Linked DNA regions of Homo sapiens: regions 2, 3 and 4 are each linked to region 1. The links are chromatin contacts, found by Hi-C or POLR2A ChIA-PET in ENCODE. All regions are on one chromosome and are shown on one strand. The core of a region is the stretch at or near the end of the contact, and the rest is flanking DNA. Distances in the headings are between cores, read along the strand shown.

Region 1 (2,608 bases), core at 36-2,535:
TGGAGGCTGGAAACAGACACCATTTTTAGATAAAAACACAACTACTGCGGATGGCAATACGACCTCTGAATTTTCTCAGAAGACCATCAAGAGAGGCCTCAAGCATTCAAAGAAGCAACATGCAAAGCAAATATGTTACTGACAACTAAAATGAGTTAAAGAGCAATGATTAATCCCACCCCCACACCTCAAAAACAAATCAGTGAGAAAAAGATTTCTTGAACCAATAAGTTTCAAGCTTTGGCTGCTGACGTATGATTGCACATTAATACTTCAAGAAGGTACTTTGATGTTCAACTAGTTGGGTTTGGAGATGGAAACATAGGGCATGAAAATTATATTTGATATTAGCATAAGTACATCATTAAACACAAAATTATATTGGCAGAAAATCATCAAGTGGTTTAAAACTTTACACACATACGTTATCCAGGGCTTCGAGCTTCCCTAAGACCACCTTCTTTCTAGATAAAACTGAGAACGAGTTAGTAATGTAAGCTTTTATGTCAATTTAGACCTGTCTTTTCTATTCTACCTCTCACTCTTAACACTGTTTACACTCTTAATCCTGTTTACACACAGAAAATCACTTTTATTCCCGAAAACTCTTAGAAAAACCCTGACAATAACATAACCCACAACCTAGAAGGGAGGCAGCCATGAAGCAGGCGCATCCCTTTGGAACCATACAAAAAGTGACCTCTGCCAACGGGAACAGTTCAGGGTGCTTAAGTGGCCAAAGAAGATACCGACATGGCCCCTAAAGTATTAAAAGCACCTTCTTTCCAGAAGTACCTCCGAATTGCCAGGGACTTCGCCCAAAACTAGAGGTTGGTCGAAGTGAAAATCTAAACCTAAGGAGAAGGCAGAGAGTGGGATCCCGTCACAGTAGGAAGGTAAAGAAGACAGAAGTAAAGGACAGAGCGGGAGAGAAAGGACAAAAGTTCAAAATACAGGGGTAGAGGAGGGACAGGAGCCAGAAGAATGGAGCGATCTGAAAGGTGTACGTCCTACTCACTGGTAGGCCTGTTTTGGACTCCGCTGTGGGAGAGGGCGGCTGCACTTCTGCGTCCCCCGCCTCACCTGTCAGACATCCACACAGCCAGGCCTCCCCGCCCTCACCAAGCCCACACAAACCGCGCCACCGCCAGCGTCAGCCGGACGACTCTGGGGGCGTAGGCCGACACCGCCCTCCCTCCAGCCAATCTAATAGCGCTCTCATGGGCGCATTCCTGATGACGTTTAGGGGTAGGGTTAGATGCCCGTTTCCGCTTTCTTCCCACCCACTTCCGGGTCTCCTCTGTTTACGAATGTTTGGGCGCGAATTACTCTAAGCGCGGCTCTCAGAAGGGTGCAAGAAGAATCAGTGGTGAGTCGTGATATCCTTAACCGGCTGGGTGGATCTAAAGTTCAGGGATGAGTTTTAAAGCCAACGCGTTTGTGGCAGACTCCGCAGTTTGCATTTGAGGATAGCGAGGGGGGATTGCTTACGGGGAAATGCCCGATGTCCTAAAAGATCTGCCCTTAGGATCCTGAGATTGAGATGTTTGATTAGGGGGGAGGGAGCAAAGCCATGAATACTTCCTATTTCTCCCGAATCATCCTCATGGCTCATCCTCATTGCTAAATTTCTCCCGCGGGCACTAGTGAAGTCAAGTGCAGCCTTGGACATTAGTGTCTGTGTTTCTCCAGGAGTCCTACTCACTCTTGTGCCCACATAGAGGTCTAAATTGAGGTAATTGAGTCCCATGAGTATCAACAAGCTGGTAAGAAAAACAAGACAACCTAGAATGCCTCCCTCTCTCCTAAAGCATATAGTCTGGCGGCAAACTACTGTACCAGCCTTATTTCTTTTCACTTCTCCTATACACATTAAAAGCCTCGCTGGATTATCCTGTCCCTGAACACGCCAGGTTTTTTGTGTTTTTTCCGAGCTTTCCTGCCGTCCGAGTTTTACTGTTTTCCCTTGGATGCTTCATTTTTCTACTTTTTGGCTAAATATTTCAAAATGTTATTAGAATAATACTTTTTCTATGAATAATGTACAAACATACTTCCGAGATATTGCGGGGTCGGTTCCAGACCAATAAAGCCTGTCACACGATTTTTTTGGTTTCCCAGTGCATATAACAGTTGTATTTACACTGTATTGTAACCTATTAAGTGTGCAATAGCATTATGTGTAAAAAAAAATTACATGCTGTAATTTTAAAATATTTTATTGCTAAAAAATGCTACTAATCATCTCAGCCTTCAGCAAGTCCTAATCTTTTTGCTGGTGGAGGGTCTTGCTTGATGTTGATGGCTGTTGACCAATCAGGGTGATGGTTGCTGAAGATTGGAGTTGCTGTGGCAGTTTCTTAAAATAACAAAATAATGAATTTTGTACAGCAGTTGACTCTTCCATTCACTAAAGATTTCTCTGTAGCATGTGATGCTGTTTGAAAGCATTTTACCCACTGTAGAACTTCTTTCAAAATTAGAGTAAATCCTCTTAACCCCTACCATTGCTTTAGCAACTAAGGTTTTGTGATATTCTGAATTCTTTGTTGATATTTCAAGAATATTCACAGCATCTTCACCAGGGGTAGATTCCATCTCAAGAACT
Region 2 (2,608 bases), core at 79-2,578, 7.7 Mb after region 1:
AACTCACCAGGTAGCTTGAACCAGAATGGTGGCGGTAGAATTGGGAAGAATCTGGATATATTCTGAAGGCAAAATTGATGGGGTTTACTAATGGTGTGGATCTAGGATAAGAGAGAAAAAGAGTTCAGGATGATTCTAAAGTCACTTGATAGACTTTCAAACCACTCACAAAATGTGTTTTGTTTTCGTTTGTGTCATGATAAAGTTATTTTTAATAAGGTCAAATAATCCCCTACCCCAAGAGTTAATTAGGATTTAAAATGAGTTCAGAGGGAATTGGGATCCAGCCTTAAGGGCTTCAACTCTGTTCAAGTATTTAAATGGCTTTGATCTCTGATTAAAGGTGGTGGCTCAGCTTTAAACTATTATTATCTATCATTTTCTGTGCCCTGTACATTGTCATCCTTGCAATGAGAGGCATAGAGCTATCAGGAGAGGGGACTAAAGCCTAACTTTTTAAGTAGACTAATCTTTGTATCCTCAGCTCTATTCCGTCTTTTACCGACAGCTGGTGCCTGACCTAGAGGCCTACTGCATCTTTTTTGTTAACAGGATTTTTAAAAGTTGAGGACTTTTTAATGCCAATTATTTCACTCAGAATATTTATTTATTTATTTATTTTTTTGAGACAAGGTCTCGCTCTATCGCCCAGGCTGGAGTGCAGTGGCGAGATCTCGGCTCGCTCAACAGGAATAATTTTAATAGCAAAAATTTAAAACCCCTTCATTAAGCCAGGCGTGGTGGTTCACATCTGTAATCCCAGCACTTTGGGAGGCTGAGGTGGGAGGACCGCTTGAACCCGGGAGGTCGAGGCTGCAGTAAGTCGTGATCGCGCCACTACACTCCAACGTGGGCGACAGTTAGACCCCATCTCAAAAACAAAAGAAAATTAGAATGGTAAAAATGAAGTAAATTCACTTTGCTTCCCACATCTAGCTAGACAGGGAAAGATGGAGTAGCTTTTTCTTTTTTACTTCATAGCTTCAGTGTTGTCCGGGCTTTCATTACTCTCATCTCAGTATAAAGTGGTAACAGGAAGGTCAGGTGAGTGTGGGCTGCCTACGAGCTGTACTTACTGCCTTCTGTTTCACAAAAGGACGTTTTCTCCCCATAATGTCGTTGTTCTTGCTTTGAATTATGGGTGCTGGGAGAAACTAAACGAAGCCGTCACTGAGCAATACACCCACAGCCCGTCGACCGATAGGAACCTTCGCGTGGGGGGAGTTGGTTACTTTTAGGTTGCATGAAGAGGCGGGGCCTCGCGGGGCGGAGCTGGGGGTGGTCTGTGGGTCCGCGCGGGCTTCGGGTAGTTCCTGGGTCCGGGGAGCAGACGATCCGCTAGCCACATTAGGCGCTCGGTCTCTGCGTCCGCCCCTCCCGTGCCTCAGAGACTTGCGCTCCCCAGGCCCGAGCCCCTGTCGGCCCATCCTCGAGCCCGTGTGGCTCGCGAACCTCTAACTCCAGCCGCTGCAGCCCCCTCCCAGGCCCGGCGTCCCCGAGCCCCGCGGGCGCCGCGCCTGCCCTTCTTTGGCTACGCTGCAGCCGCGGTGTCGGCGAGTCCTCCCGGGTTGCCCCCGCGGGCGTCAGAGGGAGGGCGGGCGCCCGCGTGGTGACGGCGACGCCTGCAGCCCAAGGAGCGCTCCACTCGCTGCCGCCGGAGGGGCCGGTGACCTCTTGGCTACCCCGCGTCGGAGGCTTAGATGGCTCAGGCGAAGATCAACGCTAAAGCCAACGAGGGGCGCTTCTGCCGCTCCTCCTCCATGGCTGACCGCTCCAGCCGCCTGCTGGAGAGCCTGGACCAGCTGGAGCTCAGGTGAGCTCCGGGCGGGCGGTCTCGGGCGTTCTGCTCGCCGCGCGGGCGGTTCGCGGGCGGTTAGCGGACGGAGGCCGCGTGTGGCGGGCCGGGGCCTGGGGCACAGTGAGGCTGCGGCAACCGAAGTTGCTTGTTGAGATTTGTTGTGGATGGACGTGGTGTAGTTTTGTTTGTTTCTTGGATTATCTCCCCTAGTCCGAGAGAAAACGCATTCGATTTAAGCTAAACCTGTGAGGGCGTTATCGGTGGCCACACTTTGATTAATTTACCTAGGTGTTAGGGAGCGGAAAAAAATCAGAGGAGATAAAAGTTACAGTGAGATTCCATGCGATTAAGGACTGTGGCAGCTTGGGTCTGCAGAACTTCTAGAACCTTCTGTGTGGCCCCAAACGTTTTAACTTACTCTTCTCGTTATGCATTTTTTAAGGGAGGCAGCAGTTTACAGTGGCCCTCCACGTGAAGTTAAGTTTCCTTGCTTCAGAACAAAAATGAATAAAACAAAACCAACCCAGCAATCCATTGAGAGCAAAGATTAGACAGGAGTGAGGGGTAGGCAGTAAGTTACCGGGTGCTTCGTGCAGCAGAGACGTTGCCGCTTCTGTTTCTCCCCTAACCTCGCGGACGGGATTCAGCGGTTCCGTTCGTCTCTCGGTATTTATTGGGCACCTCCCTACATAGAAGACTAAGTGCTAGTTACTGGCCTGAAAGCATGAAAAGATAGTTTTCCCCTTTTCTTGCTTAAGAATTTATTTGGTAATACAGTAGTAGACTTGTATAGAATTTCTAAACAATTTA
Region 3 (2,608 bases), core at 68-2,567, 7.6 Mb after region 1:
GGCAATCAGATGGTAGTTTTGCATACAAACAAAAACAGGAATCTGAGATGTTAAATAATTTGTGTTTTTTTTTTTTTTTTTTTGAGACAGTGTCTTGCTCTGTCACCCAGGCTGCAGTGCAGTGGCATGAATTTGGCTCCCTGCAGCCTGGATCTCAATCTCTCGGCCTCAAGCGATTCTCCTACCTAAACCTCCTGAGTAGCTGGGACTACAGGCAAGGACCACTACGCCTAGCTAATTTTTGTATTTTTTGTAGAGACGAGGTTCCCTCTTATTGCTCAGGCTGGTCTCGAATTCCTGGGTTTAAGTGAACCGCCCGCCTCGGCCTCCCAGAGTGTGAGGACCCGCCTGGCCTAAAATAATGTTATCACTTAATTCTTTTCATAAACTTTATTGACAACGATTGGTGTGTTTTTTTAAAAAACCTTTTTAAATTTTTGGTAAGGTATTACCTGAGAACAGATTAAATGCATAGTTGAATATAAAAGATCTATTTTATAGACTGGTTTATGAGTGTGAACACACAAAAGGTTAAAAGGTCAACCTTACAGCAGTCTATAAATAGATCTCTCATATTCTCTCAGTATATCTGAGAATATTGAAAAAGTGCATTTCAAAATCACTGGCTAGGGTTTAGTGATAGTTAGGTAGACCTCGGTTCCCTTTCCTATTGGGCCCTGGATTTCCCATCCCTATTTTCTTCCTCAGGTGTATTAATACTGGCAGGGCCTGGGAGACTGACGCTAGGGAAGAGGTGTGTAATGTAAGGATACTTCAGATTCTTTCCTGATCCTAGGATTCAGCTAAACCTCCACATAGCCCCTGTCCTCAAAAATGAGTAAATACATAAATTTAAAAATGAAAGGAAAAAAAGAGAAATCCGTTCCCACCACCCACCTTCAGGGCTAAAACAGAAAAATCAATGAGCTGCGCTTCACAACCATACCAAAACCAAACAAATACCAACTCAAACCCTCCTTCACATCCTCCCACATCTTCCCAGTGCTTCGCTATCTCACAGGACCCAGCTGGCCCCTGGCTTCGCCCCACCCACTGCAGCTGGCGTCTTTTAGGCGCATGGTTCTTTTCCTCTCCGGCGAGGGGCGGTCTCGGGGCGGACCCGAACTACAATTCCCAGCATCCTGCGCGGCGCGGGGAAGGAAGCCCGGGAGTGAGAGAAAGCGGCTCCGGGGGCATAGCGGGCCAGTAAGGGCCGCTCCTCCTTTGAAGAGGTTTTGCGTCTCTTTCCGCCGGTGGCGTCGGCGCTCACGCAGGGGCGGGTCCCGGTAGCGCCAGGCGGTGCAGGGCGGGAAGGGGATTCGTGGCGACGGCGGCGGCAGGGACAGCAGGAGCAGTGGTGCTGTCAGCGCGGCCGTCGGAGACATGGGAGACCCGGGGTCGGAGGTGAGTAGTCGAGTGAGGGTCCTGGCGTTCTCAGAGGCGAACCGCGAAGGGTTTGTGTTTTCTGCGGTCTGAGGCCTGGTGCTCCGTCGCAGCCTCGGGGCGATACCTCTTCAGTGTCTTGGGCCGAGCCCAGCTCTGGGGCCTGGTGCGTGTCTGAGCGAGGAACCCGCAGCAACAATGGCCGCCCGGCCCCCCGCACGGGCCCTGGCGTTCGTTGTGGCCGCGGCTGGGCCAGTGGGAGCGACGTTTTAAGGCAGGATTGCCCTTCGGTGTTGAGCTTGCGTTCCTCCTGGAGTAGATAAGGGGAATTGTGAGAGGCTGGTAACTAACGCGTTTTCAGCGTTGGGTCCCTGCAGCTCCGCACACTCTGTGGCAAGAGCCAGAGCTCGAGTTCCGTTCCTAGTCGGGTTTCCGTGAAATTGTGCTCAGTTCGTTTTCCTCAAGAGCTCTCTGTCTTTAATTGTTCCTTTCGGAAACGCTCTCTTCCTACACGAATGTGGCTGAACAGATAAGCATGTTTTGGCTTGTTTTTATAGATAATAGAATCTGTCCCTCCAGCTGGCCCTGAGGCATCTGAGTCAACAACGGATGAAAATGAAGACGACATTCAGTTTGTCAGTGTAAGTAGCAATGATGATTGGGGTTTTCCCAGAGTAAAAGACTATGGTGGGCCATTATGTAATGTTACCTCACCTGGTCATTTAATGTTCATGAGTGTCTAATACATACTAGACACTGGAGCATGGCGCAGGATTGGGAAATTTACCAAAAGAGCTATCTGAGCCACCCCCGTAGCCATCACAAAGAGCACGTCCTAAAGAACGTGCTGTACACTTAATCTCGCCCCCTGCCTTTCATTTAAACTTAAGATAAAAACGCTGGTGTCTAAAACGCTGTTTTGAAATGGAGCAAGAGTAACTTCTAAAGGCGACACGGAGGAAGGAGCTGCTAATGATGAGCAAGGACGTAGAAAACAGGAAGGGTTGTGAGAGCCCAGAATCTTAGCGTTATGGTGCTTCTAACATGAAGGCAAATAGCTTGAAGATTTCTCTAACCTCTGAGATCATCATGTTACGGCATAGTACAGTTGATGCTCATAATGAAGAATCCTACATCACTGGGAACATGCTCTATTTTTCTGAGTTTGTTCCCTTTGAGACAGTAGTTTTCAAGCCTTAGTAAGTATAAACAGGCAGATTCCTGG
Region 4 (2,608 bases), core at 55-2,554, 7.1 Mb after region 1:
TCTGCTGAGTGGCTTCCCCATTTTGCAGATAGTTAAAACAAATATTGCAGCTCTTGACACAGATAAGAAATAAGATAAAGCATCTTCCAAAAAAGTATACTTCTGAACAGAGCTATGGAGTGTCTTTAGCATAAAGACACATGCTCAAATAATATATTTCATAATACATGAGGTGTTTAAGGTCATCAGCAGTGCATCAGTATAAATGCAACTATCCTTTTACCTGGTTGATTTTAGGATGATTCTAAACAATAAAGTGCATCAATAACAGAGAACAAAAATCTCCTTTGTCCACCTTTCCCAGCTCCCAAAGTCCCCGTTCACACACTCCAAAACACAGAAAATAAACAAACACACACTTAACAGTGGCTCAAACACTCAGAACATTCCATTGTCAGTCCATTTCCCTTTTTAGTCTGATATTTCCAGATTAAAATTTCCAAATGAGCAAGCATTTTAACAGCCTGAATGTTAATTTCGGCAGAGCTCTGGTTAACTGTAATCCACTTAAAGATGGCTTGCAGAACTCCACCATTCTGGTAAATAAACCATGCTCCAGAAATTTAAAAGACAAACACAGGGACCTGGTATTGTTCACATCAAGGCACAGAACAAATCTTCAGAGAAAAATAAGTTAAGTCTAACGTTATGAGAAAGTTACATTTTTCTTTTACTTTTTTTTTTTGGAGGGGGGAGTAGCTATAAATAAACTTGATTGAAAAGGCAGGTTTTCTTCCTGTTTTAAGCTTCTTCAATGCTATTCAGAACTACTCAAAGGAAGAAAGAAAAAAACACCAGACTTTTAGACACCCAGGGCAGTACAATCCAGCAACCGTTTAAAGTAAACAGAAAGCATGGTGTACTACTAAGCTTCTTTAAAAAAAAAAAAAAAAAAAAAAAAAAAGCCATTTCCAAAGATTCTTATCTGGTCCTCCTTAGGAAGGCTTATTCCACCTGAGGCAATTGCAGCAACGAAGAGCTCCGCGGCTTCCTCTAAGGCACAGGCAGCGTAATTCACATTGAGCAGAAAACCCAGGGACTACATTAGCCTTTGAAACTGAACCAAGTTCTGTGGCCGCGGTATGGCCTTCATTTCAGCTGGGGCTAGAGAGAGACGGTGGCGGTGGAGGCAGCAGAAAGAACTCCGGAAGGGAGCTCCGGGGCTGTCCGCGGCTCCTCAGGGCAGCACGGTGCCGGGCAGGCATGCTCTCCAGCCAGGGCGCTTGCAGCAACGCCCTCTCTCTTCAGGCACCATCTGCTGCGTCTCTGGGCCTGCCGGGCGTTCCGGAGCCGCAGCTCTCTACCACTTCGGTGCTACGCCCTCCCGTGACTTAACTTCGCAGTCATCTTTCGCTTCTTCCCGGGAGTCGGCGAGCGGTTTCAGTGGGAGGTACCTCGAAGCCGAGAGGCTGCAATGTAACAGCTTGTGGTGACATCAGCGCAAAGCAGGCCGAGTCCGGCCACTGGGGAGAGGGACAGCTCAGGTTCAAACACCGCGGAAACCCCGCCGACTACTTCAAAATGGGAGGGGATCCGTAGGGCTTGCGGAGGCAGAACCTGGCACCGGGAGATCCGCGAAGAAATTATTTTGTGAAGGTCCAGAGACCGCACTCATTTGAATACTAAATGGGAAAAGGGGGGCTACATAGGTCCCTATCCTTCAGTTGAAACCGCACTTTTACACTGAAGAATCTGATGCTTCAGCAGTATCTGCGATGCAAAGTGCAGATCACTTTGAAGTCGAGAGTGTTTTGCCGTTCCCTTTTGAAGCCCAAGTTCAAATCTAACTGTTCTCCAGAGTAAAGTATTCCTACCAGTGAGGGGCTCTCAGCACTGCTGACATGAATATTAGTAGTTACTAATAACCATACAGTACTCTTGAGGTTAACACAAGGCCCAAGAGTGGTACTCACTGACTCCAGATATTTAATAAACAAAATCACCTCCACAGATTTTTATCTACTGAACACCCTTCTAAAAATACTGTTTGAAAATAAATTCAGCAAGCCAACTCTTAGTCTTTGTAGGAAATTTAATAGTTTTATTTAAATAAAATCTAAACATTCTCTATTTTACAAAATAAGAAACATCGTCAGAGTGTCAGTTACAAATGAAGCGGTCTTTCTTCAATCTCATAAAATAATCATTTGAACATGAACAAAACTGTGCTAACTCCAAATGAAGAAGGCAGTTCTAGTAAAAACAACTTTATACTTTCTTTGTTAATTTTACAGAAAAGATGTGGGAGGAAACTTTTGTGCCTTTAATGAGAAAACGTTATCTCAATATTCATTCGATAAATCTAAGAGTTGAATCTTTTTTAAAAAAATCTTTTCATAATGAAAACTCTATCGGTAACTCATCCATTCAACAATTATTAGATTATTAGATGCAACTCAGTATGTGGCCATCATTAAGTTGACTAGATATATGACTATCTATAAAGAAAAAGAGATTTAAAAATATCCATCCACATCACAATATCAATGCCAATTTTTCATGTTCAAGACGTGAAATATTTCAACAAGCACCTGATTCTGTGGTGTTCAAGCACACAGGCTGTAATAAGGCACTGATAAGAGAAAGAAAAATGGTCTCATACTTACCA

Evidence for each region. Hi-C counts contacts between places; a loop is a spot of excess contacts on that map. ChIA-PET counts read pairs that join two places held with the same protein, here RNA polymerase II (POLR2A). Pooled maps may share reads with other maps.
Region 2: a loop to region 1 is called in a pooled map, with 12 times the contacts of the local background. The contact joins the promoter of BAG2 here to the promoter of CENPQ in region 1. A Hi-C loop is called at or near these places in 3 of 50 pooled maps.
Region 3: a pooled map shows a loop between it and region 1 (17-fold over the local background). The contact joins the promoter of ZNF451 here to the promoter of CENPQ in region 1. A Hi-C loop is called at or near these places in 5 of 50 pooled maps.
Region 4: a loop to region 1 is called in a pooled map, with 5 times the contacts of the local background. The contact joins the enhancer-like site here to the promoter of CENPQ in region 1. A Hi-C loop is called at or near these places in 1 of 37 single-sample maps with no recorded cell type and 2 of 50 pooled maps. POLR2A ChIA-PET finds 5 or more read pairs at or near these places in 1 of 52 experiments (endothelial cell of umbilical vein).

The regions. Positions count from the first base shown.
Region 1 is chr6:49,462,085-49,464,692 of GRCh38, forward strand. CENPQ (centromere protein Q) reads left to right here and starts at 1,286. Exons shown (of 9, transcript NM_018132.4): 1 at 1,286-1,369. MMUT (methylmalonyl-CoA mutase) reads right to left here and starts at 1,169. Exons shown (of 13, transcript NM_000255.4): 1 at 1,019-1,169. RefSeq lists enhancers at 352-1,252, 839-908, 1,253-2,152.
Region 2 is chr6:57,170,998-57,173,605 of GRCh38, forward strand. BAG2 (BAG cochaperone 2) reads left to right here and starts at 1,329. Exons shown (of 3, transcript NM_004282.4): 1 at 1,329-1,813. The coding sequence starts at 1,701. It overlaps ZNF451-AS1 (ZNF451 regulatory antisense RNA 1), which reads right to left and starts at 1,216. Exons shown (of 4, transcript NR_110742.1): 1 at 1,077-1,216; 2 at 8-101. RefSeq lists silencers at 1,342-1,421, 1,472-1,741 and an enhancer at 1,476-2,233.
Region 3 is chr6:57,088,871-57,091,478 of GRCh38, forward strand. It overlaps ZNF451 (zinc finger protein 451), which reads left to right and starts at 1,318. Exons shown (of 15, transcript NM_001031623.3): 1 at 1,318-1,404; 2 at 1,941-2,024. The coding sequence starts at 1,384. RefSeq lists enhancers at 987-1,136, 1,004-1,886 and a silencer at 1,307-1,376.
Region 4 is chr6:56,541,552-56,544,159 of GRCh38, forward strand. All of the region lies in intron 61 of DST (dystonin), which reads right to left. Among named protein-coding and RNA genes, the nearest start is that of COL21A1, 300 kb to the left of the region's middle. RefSeq lists enhancers at 640-1,405, 1,110-1,529. Within about 2 kb of position 1,305, at least 40 of the 41 ENCODE cell types and tissues checked have a DNase peak (open chromatin) inside an H3K27ac peak, as active enhancers do; they include endothelial cell of umbilical vein, where a contact is called at or near this core.